Regions from separate parts of the Homo sapiens genome. Here region 1 is linked to region 2. Evidence: read pairs that join two places in POLR2A ChIA-PET (ENCODE). Cell type or tissue: HCT116. All regions are shown on one strand. Links, peaks and the distances in the headings refer to the core of each region. The heading gives the core; the rest is flanking DNA. Region 1 overlaps CNOT4 (CCR4-NOT transcription complex subunit 4). Region 2 overlaps CNOT4 (CCR4-NOT transcription complex subunit 4).

Evidence for each region. ChIA-PET counts read pairs that join two places held together with the same protein. Peaks named below come from ENCODE experiments on the same cell type or tissue, not always from the same donor. Only the 100,000 strongest peaks of a DNase experiment are listed, where the experiment ranks them.
Region 1: POLR2A ChIA-PET joins it to region 2 with 5 read pairs; 7 of 35 experiments call an interaction of 5 or more read pairs at or near these places.

Annotation. Positions count from the first base shown.
Region 1 is chr7:135,437,542-135,446,002 of GRCh38, reverse strand. It overlaps CNOT4 (CCR4-NOT transcription complex subunit 4), which reads left to right. Exons shown (of 12, transcript NM_001190850.2): 2 at 7,580-7,845. The coding sequence starts at 7,672. It also overlaps the pseudogene SDHDP2. Among named protein-coding and RNA genes, the nearest start is that of CNOT4, 68 kb to the left of the region's middle. In HCT116, for the core only: no CTCF peak of the experiment used is centred there; a DNase peak (open chromatin) is centred at 3,992.
Region 2 is chr7:135,494,733-135,503,193 of GRCh38, reverse strand. All of the region lies in intron 1 of CNOT4 (CCR4-NOT transcription complex subunit 4), which reads left to right. Among named protein-coding and RNA genes, the nearest start is that of CNOT4, 11 kb to the left of the region's middle. In HCT116, for the core only: no CTCF peak of the experiment used is centred there; no DNase peak of the experiment used is centred there.

The DNA.
Region 1 (8,461 bases), core at 2,108-6,107, 57 kb after region 2:
GGCTGAGGTGGGAGGATTTGCTTTATAAAGCCCAGCATTTTGAGGCTGCAGTGAGCTATGATCCCACCACTCACTGCACTGTAGCCTGGGTGAGAGAGTGAGACTGTGTCTCAAAAACAAGAAACCAAAAGTGAAAACATAAAATATTTGTCCTCTTGTTACTGGCTTATTTCACTTAAAGCATAGTGTTTTCAGGGTTCATTCATGTTGTAGCATGTATCAGAATTTGATTCCTTTTGTGACTGAATATAGTCTTTTTTTATTATTATACAACATTTTATTTAAAAAAATTATTTTCATAGAATACATTTTCACATTAGAGATTCCCATTGTGCGAAAATAACAATTTATTACTTATAGTTTTATATTTGTGGACAGATTGTTTTAGAACAAGTAGAACACATTTGAGAAATAAATCTAAGTTTACAATTGGTAATATTTTGATACGTCTACAAGGGGAAACTTGCCCTTAAATGGAACTTCTCTATATTCAGAAGCACTCCAAGCATTTCTCCCTAGGATTTAGAAATTTATAATGTGAGATATCAGCACTTCCTAATTTTAAAATTTCCCTGGTATATGTAACCATCAGTAGGTGGTATCTACTGACTAGAGAGGGAAGTTTTCGAAAATTAATCACTGTCTAATTTTCTACAAAGTTTTTATTCATGAATTAAGAGTATTTCCCTTTGTCCATTATTCCCAGGGCAAATATGGAAGTTTGATCATATACTAATAGTAATAAAGCTGGATTCTCTTTAAGAGATTGATAAATTAAAAGGCAAAAGCTCATATATCATGTTTAGCTATACTGTGAGTCTTATAAGAAGCTGGGAGGCAACCCCATTAACTCACCAGAATACAGAACTCAGTCTCACAATTTCTTAGATATAGTTCCTCTCAAACCTTTTCCTCAAAGATTAAATTCTGAAAATAACCTTGTGATTAAGAGAAGAAGGCTGTCCACCAACAGACTTATCTGTTATTTCTTCCTTATTGTGAGCTTAATGGCATGACAAGCAGAGGCAAAGAGGCTTACATCAGTTCTTCAAAGTATGAAGTCAAAAAGGTCAGAGCTTCCACAGCATGGCAACAGCTTTGCAGATGCCCACATCGTGATAGTTGAAATAGCAAAGCCCAGCAAAGGTTAAAGCTGAAAGTGCCAAAAGCCCTGCCTTGGCAGCTTTCTGCGAGGCATCCCCATGAACATAGTCAGTAACAACTTGTCCAAGGCCCCAGTGACCATGAAGAGTGAGGGTCGCAGCCAGGGAATAGCCCATCGCAGAGCAAGGATTCAAACAAGCAGCCGGAAGCAGACCCAGGAGCAAAACACTGAAAACCTTCTTGCTAGTCCAGTGGAGAGATGCAGCCTTGGAACCAGAATGGTGGCTCGGTGACAAGTGTATGTGCTGTACTCCACATCATTCTGGGATAGGTCGGTCCTGAAGAAATGCTGAGATATAAGCAGGTCTGACCACTGGCGTTCACAGCAACAGAGCTCGACCTCCTTGGGCACTGCAAAGGGCACTCAGCCTCCAGAGAACCGCCATCTCGTTCCTGAGGATGACTGAATATATTCTAATATTCCATGGTATGGATATACCACATTTTGTGTATGCCTCCATTGATGGACACTTGGATTACTTTCCATTTTTTGGCTATTGTCAAAAATACTGTTAGGAACACTGGTGCACAAGTATCTGTTCAAGTCCTTTCAGTTCTTTGAATATACACCTAGGAGTGAAATTGCTGGGTCATACACTAATTCTAAGTTTAATAACCACCAAACTATTTTCTGTAGTGTCTGTACTACCTTACATTCTCGTGTATTATTATTATTATTATTATTATTATTATTTTTTGAAACAGGGTTTCACTGTCTCCCCCAGGCTGGAGTGCAGCAGTGCCACATCACGGCTCACTGCAGCCTCTCCCTCCTGGCTCAGGTGATCCTCCTACCTCGGCCTCCTGAGTAGCTAAGACTACAGGTGTGCACTACCACACCCGGCTCATTTTTGTAGAGATGGGGTTTCATCATGTTGCCCAGGCTGGTCTCGAACCCCTGGGCTCAAACGATTTGCCTGCCTCAGCCTCCCAAAGTGCTAGGACTGTGAGTGTGAGCCATTGTGTCCAGCCTCTCATGTATTCTTACACATATGTTTTGAACAGGACCCTAAACACAAAACCATGTATACAGCAACACTTTATAAGTGATAAGACACTTTCAAACATAATTTTGACTGTATGATTTTTATTTTGTGTACTTACTACATGGTATGTGAGATTTTTGGTGATGCAGGAGCATTATTACACATGTCACAGTTACTAGTTACAGTTGATGTAGAGAACAAGAACTCAAGTAATAAGGTAAAAATTTGCCATAGAGTTTAACTTTTTAAAAAGTAATGTCGTTTTATTCTTTGGGCATTTGCACTCCACTTCCAAGTATACATAGCTCCAACATCAGTAATCGTGACTTCTGTCTTACCATGTTGGAAAGGGCGTGAGTTTTGAAGTTGGGTCCTGTTTTTGAATTGTATCTTTAACACTCTAGCTTCAGTTTCATATTTTATAAAGGATATAGTGTGTTCTTACCAAGTCACTGTGAGGATTGGATCATGTATATGAAAAGGCTTTTTTTTTTTTTTGTGACAGGATCTTGCCCTGTTGCCCAGGCTGGAGTGCAGTGGTGTGATCTAGGCTCACTGAAACCTCTGCTTCCTGGACTCCAGCAATCTTCCCACCCCAGCCTCCCAAGTAGCTGGGACTACAGGCATGTGCCACCAACCCAGCTAATTTTTTTTTTTTTTTTTTGGTAGAGATAGGGTTTCGCCATGGTGCCCAGGCAGGTCTTGAACTTTTGGCCTCAAGAGATCCATCTGCCTTGGCCTCCAAAAGTGCTGGGGTTACAGGTGTGAGCCAGCGTGCCTGCAGAATTGTTGTTGAGACAGGGTTTCACTCTATCACCCAGGCTAGAGTACAGTGGCGTGAACATGGCTCACTACAGCCGCGACCTCCTTTGGTCAAGCAATCCTCCTGCCTCAGTCTCCCAAGTAGCTGGAACCACAGGCACACAACACCATACTTGGCTAATTTTAAAAATTTTTCATAGAGACAAGGTCTCCTTGTGTTGCCCAGGCTGGTCTTGAACTCCTGGCCTCAAGTAGTCCTGCTGCCTTGGCCACCCAAGGTGCTGGGATTACAGGTGTAAGCCACTGTTTATGGCTAAAAATGAATATTTTTTTTCCCTGCCAAATTAATTCTAAGGACTCCTGCACCCCACTCAGGAAATCATTGGCTTTTCTTGCCCTTTTCATTTAAAAAGATATTTCTATGTCTTGTAACATTTTAAATCTTATTATTTGAATGCATTGTTTTATTTTATTTTACTTATTTATTTTTGAAACGAAGTTTTTGCTCTTGTTGCCCAGGCTGCAGTGCAGTGGCACAATCTCGGCTCACTGCAACCTCCGCCTCCTGTGTTCAAGCAATTCTCCTTTTTCAGCCTCCCAAATAGCTGGGATTACAGGCATGCACCAACACGCTCGGCTAATTTTTTTGTATTTTTAGTAGAGACGGGGTTTCACCATGTTGGCCAGGCTGGTCTCGAACTCCTGACCTCAGGTGATCCGCCCGCCTTGGCCTCCCAAAGTGCTGGGATTTACAGGCATGAGCCACCGCGCCGCCCTGTTTAGTTTTAATTTTAATATTAGTTGTCTGGCTTATTAAGTAAAATTATTCTCTAAATGAAAATTTGGGCAAGGGTATTTTGGAGAGTCGATTTCAAAGCTTATTTTAAAAGCTTAGTTCAGAGGGGTACTATAATACATTTAGGAAATTGCTCTGTACTTGAAATTCCCTAAAAGTTTGTGTTTCTTCATTGTTCAGATGAGTACATCAAATTCTTTTGGATTTCTTATCCAAGATCATATAGTTACTTTGTGAAAGAGGTGAGTCAGTCAACTCTTTGACCTTGTATTGCAGTGTTCTACCACATCAGACTACCCTCCTCCTACCTTTTACCATTTATGAGATTACTTTTGGCAGCTGGCTTCTGTGGCTTCTCTCCATGGTGCTAGAGGTGCACAAATGTACTTACTTTTGTATTAACTATCTAAAGGATTTCTTTCTCCTTTGTCCCTTTTTTGTTCCTCTAAACCTCCCCCTAAACTGAAAGATACATACTCTTGTAAACTTTTTTAAAATTAAAAAACAGAAACAATCAAAAAGCAAAACATCAGTATATCATTTTTTATTTATGGTAATTTACCTTCTAGAAAGCTTTTCTATTCATAAGCCCCAATGTATTGCTTCCTTCCCAACATTCCATAAATTATTTCACTAAAACTCTAATAACCTGTAGTTAAAGAAATGATATCTTAGAATCAAAGGTATTAGAAGTGTAGATAGCACCATTTGATTATTTCAGTTTACTTTTCTGTTATTGGAACCGATATTTGAGTCTGTGTTTTCTACAGGTACAGTTTTGGGATGTTTAAAGTTGGGGGACCTATTAGAAGTCAGCTTTAAACTCCTAACTGTATATATGCTGAAAACTGATAGTGGCAAATCTGGGCATTTCTTTTTTTTTTTTTTAATTTTATTTTGAAATAATTATAGATTCACAAGAAGACACTATTTCGTTGTATTTTTCTTCTAATTATTAGCAAAAGTGAGAAGTAATTTAATTTTTCTAAAGGAAATGAAAACAATTTTCCTCTTTTTTTAAAGGGCCATTTGAATTGTGAAAAAATACATTTTTTTTTGCAGCATTTAGATAATATGGATTTTTCTTTAAAAAATTAGTAGTCTCCTACCTCCGTTTTGTCTTTTGTGAAATAACAACATTTTGGTGTCTAAACGTCCATGTGTTTATTTTCTTAGCGAAACAAATATATATGCATACAGGGTTTATATGTTTTAATGAAAGTAATTGTATGTTCATACTTGCTGTTCTTTAAAAAGTATAACTAGAATAGACATTCTGATCAACATACCTTATGTTATATCATATTTACTTAATGATTGTCCTATTAATGGACAGATGGACAGTATACTGTTTGCAGTTTTCTACTCTTTTTTTTTTTTTTGAGACGGAGTCTCTCTCTGTCACCAGGCTGGAGTGCAATGATCTCGGCTCGCTGCCACCTCCGCCTCCTGGGTTCAAGCAGTTCTCTTGCTTCAGCCTCCCAAGTAGCTGGGAATACAGGCATGTGCCACCACGCCCAGCTAATTTTTGTATTTTTAGTAGAGACGGGATTTCACCATGTTGGCCAGGATGTCTTGCTCTCTTGACCTCGTGATTCACCTGCCTCGGCCTCTCCAAGTGCTGGGATTATAGGCGTGAGCCACTGCACCCGGCCTGCAGTTTTCTACTCTTATATTGCTGTAGAACATAGCCAAACACTTGGCTATGTTGGTGTCACTATTTATGTAGAATAGGTTCTTAGTTAGGAGGTGGTATAAGGGAGTTGTTAAGAGCACAGCTTATCTAGGGCTAAAACTTCCTAGAAGGAATCCAGGCTATACTAATAAGTGTGTAACTTAAGGCAAAATAATGTGTTCCCATTTCCTCTTTTGAAAGAGGCGCTAGATCATTGATCCTCTCTACTTCTCTACTTTGGGTGAAAACTAACTTCTTTGACAGGCTGATGGGGTAAAAAAAAAAAAAAAGTTACCTGGCTGTTAACTAAAGATTGATCATTTTTTCATGTATTTTAATCACTTGTAATTCTTCTGTGAACTGCTTATCATTTTCTTGTCTCTTTTTTTTTTTTTTTTAACTTGTCTGTGTCTTACTGCTTTGTAGGATTTCTTTATATATTCTGGACATTAGCTTTTCATTATATGTAGCAAATGTATCTTTTACTCTGATGCTTACTTTTAATTTTATTTATGTTTTCTTCTTTCCATGTTGCTAAGTTGATTGTCTCCTTTTATGGCTTCTGAATTTTTGTTTTGCTTATGAAGACCTTCTATATCCCAAGATTTTTAAAAAAATCTGTTTTTTTTTTCTTTAACACTTCAATAATTTATTGATCACTAGATCATTTGGGATTTTTTAAAATTGCAGTATTAGATTATATACTATTTTTTATTCAAATGGATAGCCCAGTGTCCCATCACTGTTTATAAAATGGTCCAGCCTTCCCATCTTTAGTTATACATTTTAGCAAATATTAAAACCTCATAAATTCATGAGTCTGTTTCTAGATTTTTCTGATTTTGAGACAGGGTCTCTGTCACCCATGCTGGAGTGTGGTGGCACAGTTATAGCTCACTGCAGCCTTGAACTCCTGGGCTCAAGCGATGCTCCTGCTTCAAGCCTCCCAAGTAGCTGGGACTACAGTGTGCGCCACCATGCCCAGCTAATTTTAAAATTTGTTATAGACATGAGGGCTTTGCTATGTTGTGCTGGTCTTGAACTCCTGGCTGGAGCTGAACTCCTGCCCTCAAGCAGTCCTCCTGCCTTGGCCTCTCAAAGTGCTGGGATTACAGTCATGAGCTGCTGTACCCAGCTATATCTAGATTCTTTAGTTTCTTTGCTCTTTTGTCTAATTTTATACTAATAGGAAATTATTTAAATTACTGTAGCTTTATAGTATAATTTAGTATGTGACAGGGCAAATTCCCACTTTTTTCCCCAGAAGCTTCAAAATGATTCTCATGCATTTATTCTTGTATGTAACCTTTAGGATCAGTTTGTCCAATTATGTAAAAAATTACCACCGTGATTTTGGTGGGGATTACTATAGAATTATAGATTAGTTTGCAGGCTATCAGATTTTAACTTAAAGTAGTGATTTCAAGCTAACCTTTTAATCTAACAGTGGCTTTAGCCTAAGATATTACCTAAAAATTTAAAACTCCCTATAATCTAAAAAGTTATATTATTTAACTTTTCAAAAAGTGTTTGTGATATGAAGGTCTATTTCTTCCCTTCTTTCTTCCTGTTTATTATAGGCTTTTTGTAGTATTACCATAGGAATACTTTTGTTTAATACGTGTTTCTCAGAAGTTTTCATTAGCATGTTATTACATAATTAGTTGTATTGTTAAGGTCTATGGTTCTATGGCATCCGAGTTTTTCTGAGTTTTAGCCTATGTTTCTCTGTGTCAAGAGTTTGATGTTAACATGTAACTATAGATGATTGAAGTATCTTGTTTTCATTCGATTTGTTTTATAAATTGTGACAAACTTTAGAATAGTGTAATAGTCTTCTAGTTATGTGGCAATATTACTAGGTTTTAGGTCAAAGATGAGACAGTTAAGAGTGCTGTTTTACCTTATTTATTCCCCTAAAATGTGTTATGATGAGTGCTATAGGCTAGTACTAAATGTTTTATCGAGAAAAAAGGGAAGTTCTTTTTTATTTATGTTGAATCCAAAATATTAATGATGCCAGGCCTTTTGTTTTGGTATTCAAAATTTTCAGAAATCCATTCTGAAAGCCATTTCAGGTTGATAACAGTAGTTGCTCAGTCAGTATTTTTCAAATTTTTTGACAGTGTGACTCTTAATTGTTGACTGTGCCATTTTTCCAGTAGTAAACAATGTATTTTGTTTCTTCTCATGCAGGTCGTCAAAGTCCTACATTTTAGCTTTCAGTGCTGAACTTCCTTCTCCCTTAAATTATTATAAACTTTTGCTGCTGTTTAATAAACGTGAAGATGTCTCGCAGTCCTGATGCGAAGGAAGACCCTGTGGAGTGCCCTCTTTGCATGGAGCCCTTGGAGATAGATGATATCAACTTTTTCCCTTGCACCTGTGGCTACCAGATTTGCCGATTTTGTTGGCATCGAATTCGCACTGATGAAAATGGGCTTTGTCCTGCATGTAGAAAGGTAAATACTTCAAAATAACTTCACAGTGATTTGTTTTAATTGTATAGTTTTTTGCTGCCATGTATATGAGCAAGTGAATTTAAAAGACTGTGCAAACCTCACCTGATTATATTATTTTATTATGTGTATTATTTTAAGATATAAGGTGGAAAGAACACTGCACTGGGAGTCAGGGCCACGTCTTGGCTTTGTTTACTAGCTGTATGATCTTTGTAAAGTCATGTAACCTCTCTGATTGGCCTTTAGTTTGTTGTTGTTTTATCCGAGGAGAAAGACATGGTCAGGGATGCTTACTGCTTAAGGAAATTAAGAATAGAGAGGTAATGGATTTGGATAGGGTTGCATGAAATTAGAAAAACATTTTATATTACATGTGGGAGGAAATTCACCTTAATTTTCTAGTACAAAATAGGAGAGAAGATGTTTACTAAAAAGAGTTAAAATGACAGAGAAATCCTCGTTCAGAAGATAATAAATGCTCATTTCTTGAGCCCTTACAGCAATTTTAGGCTGGTATTGATATTCCCATTTTACACTCAAGGAAACAGGAGCTTAGATAACTTGTCCAGAGTCATCAACTTGTGAGTAGTAGGTAGGAGGTTTGGAATTCAAATGT
Region 2 (8,461 bases), core at 2,290-6,289:
TATGCTGTGATATAATAAAATGTCTTTATTTATTTATTTTGAGATGGTGTCCGACTCTGTCACCCAGGCTAAAGTGGCAGTGGTGCCATCCCGGCTCACTGCAACTTCTGCTTTCTGGGTTCAAGCGGTTCTCCTGCCTCAGTCTCCCAAGTAGCTAGAACTACAGGCGTGTGCCACCATGCCCAGCTAATTTTTATATTTGTGGTAGAGACAGGGTTTCACCATGTTGGCCAGGCTGGTCTCAAACTCCTGACCTCAGGTGATCCACCTGCCTCAGCCTCCCAAAGTGCTGGGATCACAGACGTGAGCCACTGTGCCCTGCCAAAATCAGGATTATTTAATCAACTTTTCTTTTTTTCTTTTTTTTTTTTTTTTTTGAGATGGAGTTTTGCTCTTGTTGCTCAGGCTGGAGTGCAGTGGTATGATCTTGGCTCACTGCAACCTCCACCTCCCGGGTTCAAGCAACTCTCCTGCCTCAGCCTCCTCAGTAGCTGGGATTACAGGCGCCCGCCACCACACCTGGCTAAGTTTTTGTATTTTTAGTAGAGACAGGGTTTCACCATGTTGGCCAGGCTGGTCTTGAACTCCTGACCTCAGGTGATCTGCCCGCTTCGGCCTCCCAAAGTGTTGGGATTACAGGCCTGAGCCACTGCACCCAGCCTTAATCAATTTTTCAAACAGACTTTGCTTATGGAACCACTTCTTGGAAAATTTGGCAGAACTTCTTTGTAGAGTTTATCTTGTCAAGAATACTTTCATAATGATATAATTAGCACTGTCCAAAGCAGTGTACAAATAATGTGTGCTACATGTAGTATGAGTCCAGTCTGTTTGTACAGGGATATCTTCAGACTAAAGTCCTAGGAGTGAGGCTTCCTGAAGAAGATGAGTCTTGAATAAAGATTGTGTACTGTTTGTATAGGCTAGCATATCCAGAAGGAGAACATTATGTACGTTCTATATAGGGAATGGAAGCATGTCTTAGTTCATTTTATGCTGCTATAACAGAATACCACAGACTGGATAATTATAATCGACAGAAATGTATTTGGCTCATGGTTTTGGAGACTGGGAAGAACCAGAACATGGCACTGGCATCTGGCAGGGCCGTCATGCTATGTCATCCCATGGTGTAAGGTAGAAGAGCAAGAGAGGGTGAGAGAACAAGAACAGAGAGGGCAGAACTTGCTTTTTATCAGGAACCTACTTCCATTACTATGGCATTATCATTGATGAGGGTAGAGCCCTCATAGCCTAATCACCTCTTTTAATGGCCTCAACTCTTAATACTACCACACTGGCAATTAAATTTCAATATGCGTTGTGGAGGAGACATTTAGACCACAGTAAAGAATGAGCAAACACTTGATAGGGGCTAGCATGATGTGAGAGGGATGTAAGGAGTCTGATCTCAATGGAATAAAGTGTTAATTACTGGGAATGGTGGCAGATAAATTTGTATTAGTAGGGTAGAGCTAGATTATGAAAGGTGTATTGGTGTCAGGTTGAATTTAATCTGCTAAGCAATAAGAAGCCAGTAGAGGTTGATAGGGAGCAGGAGAAAACATGAGAGTGTTTTTCAGAAAGATTACTCGTTCAATAGTGTGCAGCATATTTTGGGGATGACACTTGAGGTTTGTTTGAAAAATTAGAGACCAAGCCACTGAGGTAAGGAGCTATTCTGAGAGACGTTAGGATGGAAATTCTACAGGATTTGTCAGATAATTGATTCCATCTTCTCTTTAGTCCCTCATGCCCTAAAGTGACACCAAGGTTTTGAAGAGTAGAGAACTGAGGAAATGTGGTCTATTTGTCTTTGATAGTAAACTGCAATTTGTTATCCAAGCCCAGCTTTTGCGAAGAAAGTGATAGATGATTACTCCAATAACAGCCTCAAAAAGTTTTAGTAGGCCTGGTGTGGTGGCTCACACCTGTAATCCCAGCACTTTGGGAGGCTGAGGTGGGAGGATTGCTTGAGGTCAGGAGTTTGAGACCAGCCTGGCCAACATAGTGAAACCCCGTCTCTACTAAAAATACAAAAATTAGCTAGGTATGGTGGTGTGCCCCTGTAATCCCAGCTACTTGGGAGGCTGAGGCTAGGATAATTGCTTGAACCCGGGAGGCGGAGGTTGCAGTGAGCCAAGATGGCACCACTGCACTCCAGCCTGGGCTACAGAATGAAACTCTGTCTCCAAAAAAAAAAAAAAAAAGGTTTAGTAGAAAATAGCTACCAGTGTTTCTGAATGATTTTAAAGATATTCACTGGAGAATAGGAGCTTGGAAAATAAAGAAATATTATCTTTATTACAGTAAGAGAAATGAACATACTTCATTTGTAAAAGAGAAATTTAGGCCTTACCTGCTTCCTATGTGTATATTAGTTCAGAACGGTTATTAGGAGACTACTCACATTTGAATAGCTATAACCAGTAAATATTACTGGATGACTTTAATAATGGCCTGATCAGAGCTAAAGAAAATTCTGATGAAGTAGGGCATTAAATATTTCTAGCTACCAACTCCCTTTAAGGATGAATAAAGGTAGGTCCGCAGGCTGAGGAAGTATACAGGGAGATTGTGAAATGAAAACTTATCCTTTCATTTACTTCGATATCTTTGTTTTGCACAGGTAATATTAAAAAACAGGTCTGGTTAAACATCAGCCGTATATGTTTTGGTTGGAATTTTTTTTTTAAGTTCTGTGAACTTTGAAGTTTTTTTAAAATTCTTTGTTTTGGTTTGTAGACCCTGCATTAAGCCAACTTTCTGGATCTGTTGTGTATTTCTGGATAGCATACTTTGTTTTGTGAAGGAAAATTTTACATTTTATTTTAAAGCTGGGGGAAAAAAGTAGGTTTCTTGTTTCTCGCTTTGTAAATGAGGTAGATGAATAATACTGTATTGCCACTTATTATCTTCATGCTTCCTTCAATGTCTCAGGTATTCCTCTACTGTATGTAGCATGTGGATCTCAAAGTTTCCCACAGTTGAGTCTGAAAACATCTCAACTGTGCTTATAATTTTAAAATTAAACTTAATTTTACCATTTTCTTTATTGTTATTATAAAATATAGGACCTATCATAATGCCATGAACCTTTTAGTGACTTGGGAAATAGTGATTAAGATGATGCAACATAGTACATTATTGGGAAATAATCTGTTTTTCGTTGGCATCGCCTCTATCCTTAGACCTCTTTCATTCTAGTAATATGACAGAAATATTTTTGACATTTTAAAACTTCCTCATTTAGCTGATCGTGTGTGCTGTTGAAAATGAACACTAGAATAGAAAGCCATTGCCTTCTCCTTGGGGGGTTTGTTTTAACAGGGGTTTTCATGTTTTAATTTTGGATTTGAGATTTGAGTTGAGATATCCATTGTGTAGAGAATCTTGAGAAGGATTATCCATCTTTCTTGCTGTCACCAGTGTATGTGGGAGGGAAGAAAATATCAAATATAGGGTATACAGGAGAACCTTAGTATTTGGGAATATCTTCAGTGATAGCTGCCAAATCCAGTGTTTTCCCCAGGAAATTTGTATTTAATCCCTTGGAGTATGGGATGACTTTATGAGTGTCATAGTGGGTTGCTGTGGGTGAGGAGAGGAGAAAACGACTCCCTGTTTGAAAAATCTTTTCCAAACTGTTCGAAAATTTGAGATTAAATTGAATTAATCTCAAATTATTAATAGTTTATGTTTTTTTTTTAATTCATACAGTGCTTGGGAAGAAATTGGTTTTCTGTGAGTGGCCTTGGGGGTGCTTTGGGTGCTTTCCTTACCCAGGAAAAGGGAGGAGAGGCAGAAAATAAAGTGGGGAATAGTAGCTGCTGTGGATTTTTGCCTATGGCATTGATGGCATTGTTTTTTTGGCTGCCTTTATCTACATACCTTTTCTTTTCTAGTTAGGCTGTCATTACTAGTTGGAGAGGCTACATACAGTCTAGCCTTTTCCAAATCAAACTAGCATCCCTGTCCTGGTTTGTTTGTTTTAATCTCTCCGTCTCAAAACCTGACAAATTTATGTCTTTTCTCTGCCTGAAGAGCAGGGGAAACTGGAAAGAGAAGAAAATGATAATGTTGTAGTTAGGCACTCCCTATCTTTTAATATGTCAGGATTGTTTTATGAAAAAAACCTCTGCCTTTGGATTTTAATTTTATGTAATCAGTTATAAAATAATTGAATTCTCTATGAGTCCTTAGAAACCCTTTAAAAGATCCTTTAGCCGTAAAGTTGGTGATAGGTTGAAGAGTACCTATATGAGTTAAATGCTTTGGGGATTTTTTTTGCTTCTCCTAAATTTTTTTCTGTCATACAGGACCTAGTCCTACATGTGAATTTTGCTTCCAAAAAGTAAAGCTGGCAGTCTTTTAATCCCAGCACTTTGGGAGGCCGAGGCAGGTGGATCACGAAGTCAGGAGTTCGAGACCAGCCTGGCCAACATGGTGAAACCCTGTCTCTACTAAAAATAGAAAAATTAGCCGGGCATGGTGGCATGTGCCTGTAATCCCAGCTACTCAGGAGGCTGAGGCAGGAGAATCACTTGAACCTAGGAGGCGGAGGTTGCAGTGAGCCAAGACCATGCCATTGCACTCCAGCCTGGGTGACAGAGCAAGAGTCCGTCTCAAAAACAAACAAACAAACATAAAAACCTTAAAGATTGTATTCAAATCTATTTTGATTCTGATGAAAGCAAGGATGACAGCAAAATACTTTAATATATGCATGCTAACAAAAGAACACAAGTTAGACCTGTGTCACCATATATTCTTTGTCATGCCTAGCAAGTATTTTCAGCTTTGGGGAACTCTGAATGATAGATGGTGTATTCATGTTTGTAGATTGTGGTTTTTATTATATACTATTAAATTCTATAATTTAAACTTGACATATTAGAGGAAATATTGTTCTTCATTATTTGGAGTAAAGGATTAATTATACATAACTTTTTATAGTCGAATGTAGTTTTCAGTTTCAGTTTTGAACTCTATTTGTTTTTATTACTTCTGCTGGGAGTATGCTGGGTAGTATGGAACCAGGCTTCCTACATATGAATGTTGGCTCTGCCACTTACTTACTATCTGTGAGACCTAGGTTGTTACTTTACCGTCTTTGGGACTCAGCTTCCTCATTTGTAAAATGGAGATACCAGGATTGTTGTGTGGAATAAATGGGTTAATGTATATAAAGTGCTTGGAATAGTGTTTGGCACATCGTCGCTTTGTCTAAGTGTTTGCTGTTTTTATGCATTTGAAGGAATAAAAAACATTCATCTTTGAATTTCTCTATTAATTCAGTACACTTGTAAAACAATGTCTAAGTACTAAACATATATTTTCAGTAATCACTTGACCACATAGAAATATAAGGAATGTGTTTGAGGGGTAATCAGAAGATTGGCCTGCCTGGAATTCCCTTGAATCAGAGAGTAATGGAAAATGAACCTGTATGGATACAATAGAAAATGATTATCAAGTGTTTTGAACTAAGGCATAGAAAATTAGATGCTGATAAGAGGGGAATCATTGCAAGGTTGTTATTGTTGTTTTTAAGTCATGATAGTGATGTGTTTAAAATAGTATTTAGGGGAAGATAGTTTTGAGTGTGCTTGGTAGCATAGAATTATTTCACTATAAGGACAGAGGATTTTTTTTTGGTCTGTTCTGTTCACTAATCTATTTTAAGCAACCCAAACAGAACCTGGTTGATGGTAGATGCTCAATAAATACTTAATTGGATGAATGAACCTTAAAAGAGACTATCAGAGTCTTTTATTTTTATTTTGAGACAGTGTCTCACTCTCTCACCCAGGCTATAGTGCAGTGGCGCAATCTTGGCTCACCACAACCTCCGCCTCCTGGGTTCAAGCAATTCTCCTACCTTAGCCTCTTGAGTAGCTGGGACTACAGGCACGTGCCACCATGCCTGGCTAATTATTGTATTTTTTGGTAAAGATGGGGTTTCACTGTGTTGGCCGGGCTGGTCTTGAGCTCCTGGCCTCAAGCAATCCGCCTGCCTCGGCTTCCCAAAGTGCTGGGATTATAGGCGTGAGCCACCATGCCTGACCCTATGAGAATATAAAAAAGAGCTGGGTGCAGTGGCTCACGCCTGTAATCCAACACTTTGGGAGTCCGAGGCTGGAGGATAGCTTGAGCCCAGGAGTTCAAGACCATCTTGGGCAATTATAGTGAGACTCCATTTCTTAAAAAAAAAAAATAATTATCCAGGCTTGGTGGTGCACTCATGTAGTCCCAGCTACTTGGGAGTTTAAGTGGGGAGGATCGCTTGAGCTTGATAGATCGAGGCTGCAGTGAGCTGTGATTGTGCCACTTCACTCCAGTCTGGGTGACAGAGACTCTGTCTCAAAAAATAAAAAGAAAATGAGAGAACAGTGGACTCAACTTAAACTTTTGGGGTTCCTACGTTTCAGGGGTAGAAGTGAAAAAGATACTTTAATAAGAACAGTAGGAGAGGTAAAAGGAAGATGGAAAAGTTTGGCTCAGAATCCAAAGGAAGAGATTTTCTAAGGGAAAGGTCAGAGAGAGAGAGAGAGAGAGAGAGGAATAGGAAGATTCAGGATAGTGTTGCTTCTAGGTAGCCAAGGAGGTTTCAGGAAGAAGGGCACAGAGGTGGACATAGTCCAATACGAAGTTCGAGGAGAATGAGAATAGAGAAAGAATCCTTTGGCTTGGTGGTGTGAGGGTCACTGACCACTGAGTACACTAAGAATGGTAATATAAATCAGATTGCAGGGAGGTTAAGGAAGATGTTAAGCAGAGACTGATAAAGACTATTCAGTTGGCCTGGCACAGTGGCTCACGCCTGTAATCCCAGCACTGTGGGAGGCCAAGGCGAGCAGATGACGTGAGGTCAGGAGTTTGAGACCAGCCTGGCCAACATGGCGAAACCCCGTCTCTAATAAAAATACTGAAATTAGTTGGGCATGGTGGTGCATGCCTGTAATTCCAGCTACTTGGGAGGCTGAGGCATAAGAATCACTTGAACCCGGGAGGTGGAGGTTGCAGTGAGTGGAGATTGCGCCACTGCACTCCAGCCTGGGTGACGGAGTGAGACCTCTTGTCTCAAAAAACAAAAAAACAAAAACTATTTAGTCAAGAAAATAACTGTAAAAATGGCCAGAAAACAATATAATAGGAGCATTCACAGTTTTTGTATGTATACTGTAAGAGAGTCTGTTTATTAGAGGTGAGAAAACTTGAGACAGTTTGTGCTGAATATTATTCTTTTTCTTTATTTTAGAGACAGGATCTTCCTTTGTTTTCCAGGCTGGAGTGCAGTGGCACAATCATAGCTTATTGCAGCCTTGAACTCCTGGGCTCAAGCAATCCTCCCACCTTGGCCTCCCAAAAGCACTGGGATTTACAGATATGAGCTATTGCTCCCACCCAGCCCTGAATGTTCTTAAATTTCTTTCTTTCTTTCTTTCTTTCTTTCTTTCTTTCTTTCTTTCTTTCTTTCTTTCTTTCTTTCTTTCTTTCTTTTTTTTTTTTTTTTTTTTTTTTGACACAGGGTCTCACTCTGTTACCTAGGCTGGAGTGCAGTGGCGAGATCTTGGCTCCTTATAGCCTCCCAGCCTCAGGTAATCCTCCCACCTCAGCCTCCCAAGTAGCTGGCACTGTAGGTGCATGCCATCACATTCAGCTATTTTTTTTTTTTTTTTTTTTTTTGAGGCAGAGTCTCGCTCTGTCTCCCAGGCTGGAGTGCAATGGCGCAGTCTCGGCTCACTGCAGCCTCCGCCTCCCGGGTTCAAGCGATTCTCCTGCCTCAGCCTCCTGAGTAGCTGGGACTACAGGTATGTGCCACCATACCCGGCTAATTTTTGTATTTTTAGTAGAGACAGGGTTTCACCATGTTGGCTAGGCTGGTCTCAAACTCCTGACCTCAGGTAATCTACCCGCCTTGGCCTCCCAAAGTGCTGGGATTACAGGCGTGAGCCAACTTTTCGTATTTTGGTGGAGATGGAGTTTTGCCATGTTTGTTGCCCAGGCTGCTCTTAAATTTCATAATAGGGAATATGTATTGTATATGTTTCTCCAGGGCTCTGCTACTTGCTAACCATGTGATCTTGGGAAACTTTGCTTAATATTTTTGTGCCTCAGTTTTCTGCCTTGTAAAATTGAGGCAAAAGGAACACCTATTTCATAGATCTATTGTGAGGATGTAATTATTTAATCTTTTAAAAACACTTAGAACAATGCTATGTGGTAAATGTTTCATAAATGTTAGCTATTATCTACTGCTGAAGTAAAATAGAGTAAAATTGGTGGCTTGAAGAAAAAATAGAAGAAGAAAAGAATTTAATAATGCAAACTAGTGGCAAAAACTAAATGGAAAGGTCTTAGGGCCTTTTCCGTGGATGTTATTGGAGAAAACTTTGGATGTCTACTTACTCTATTTATTTACACTTGGATTTCAGGCCCCTTTCCTCTAATATTTGCA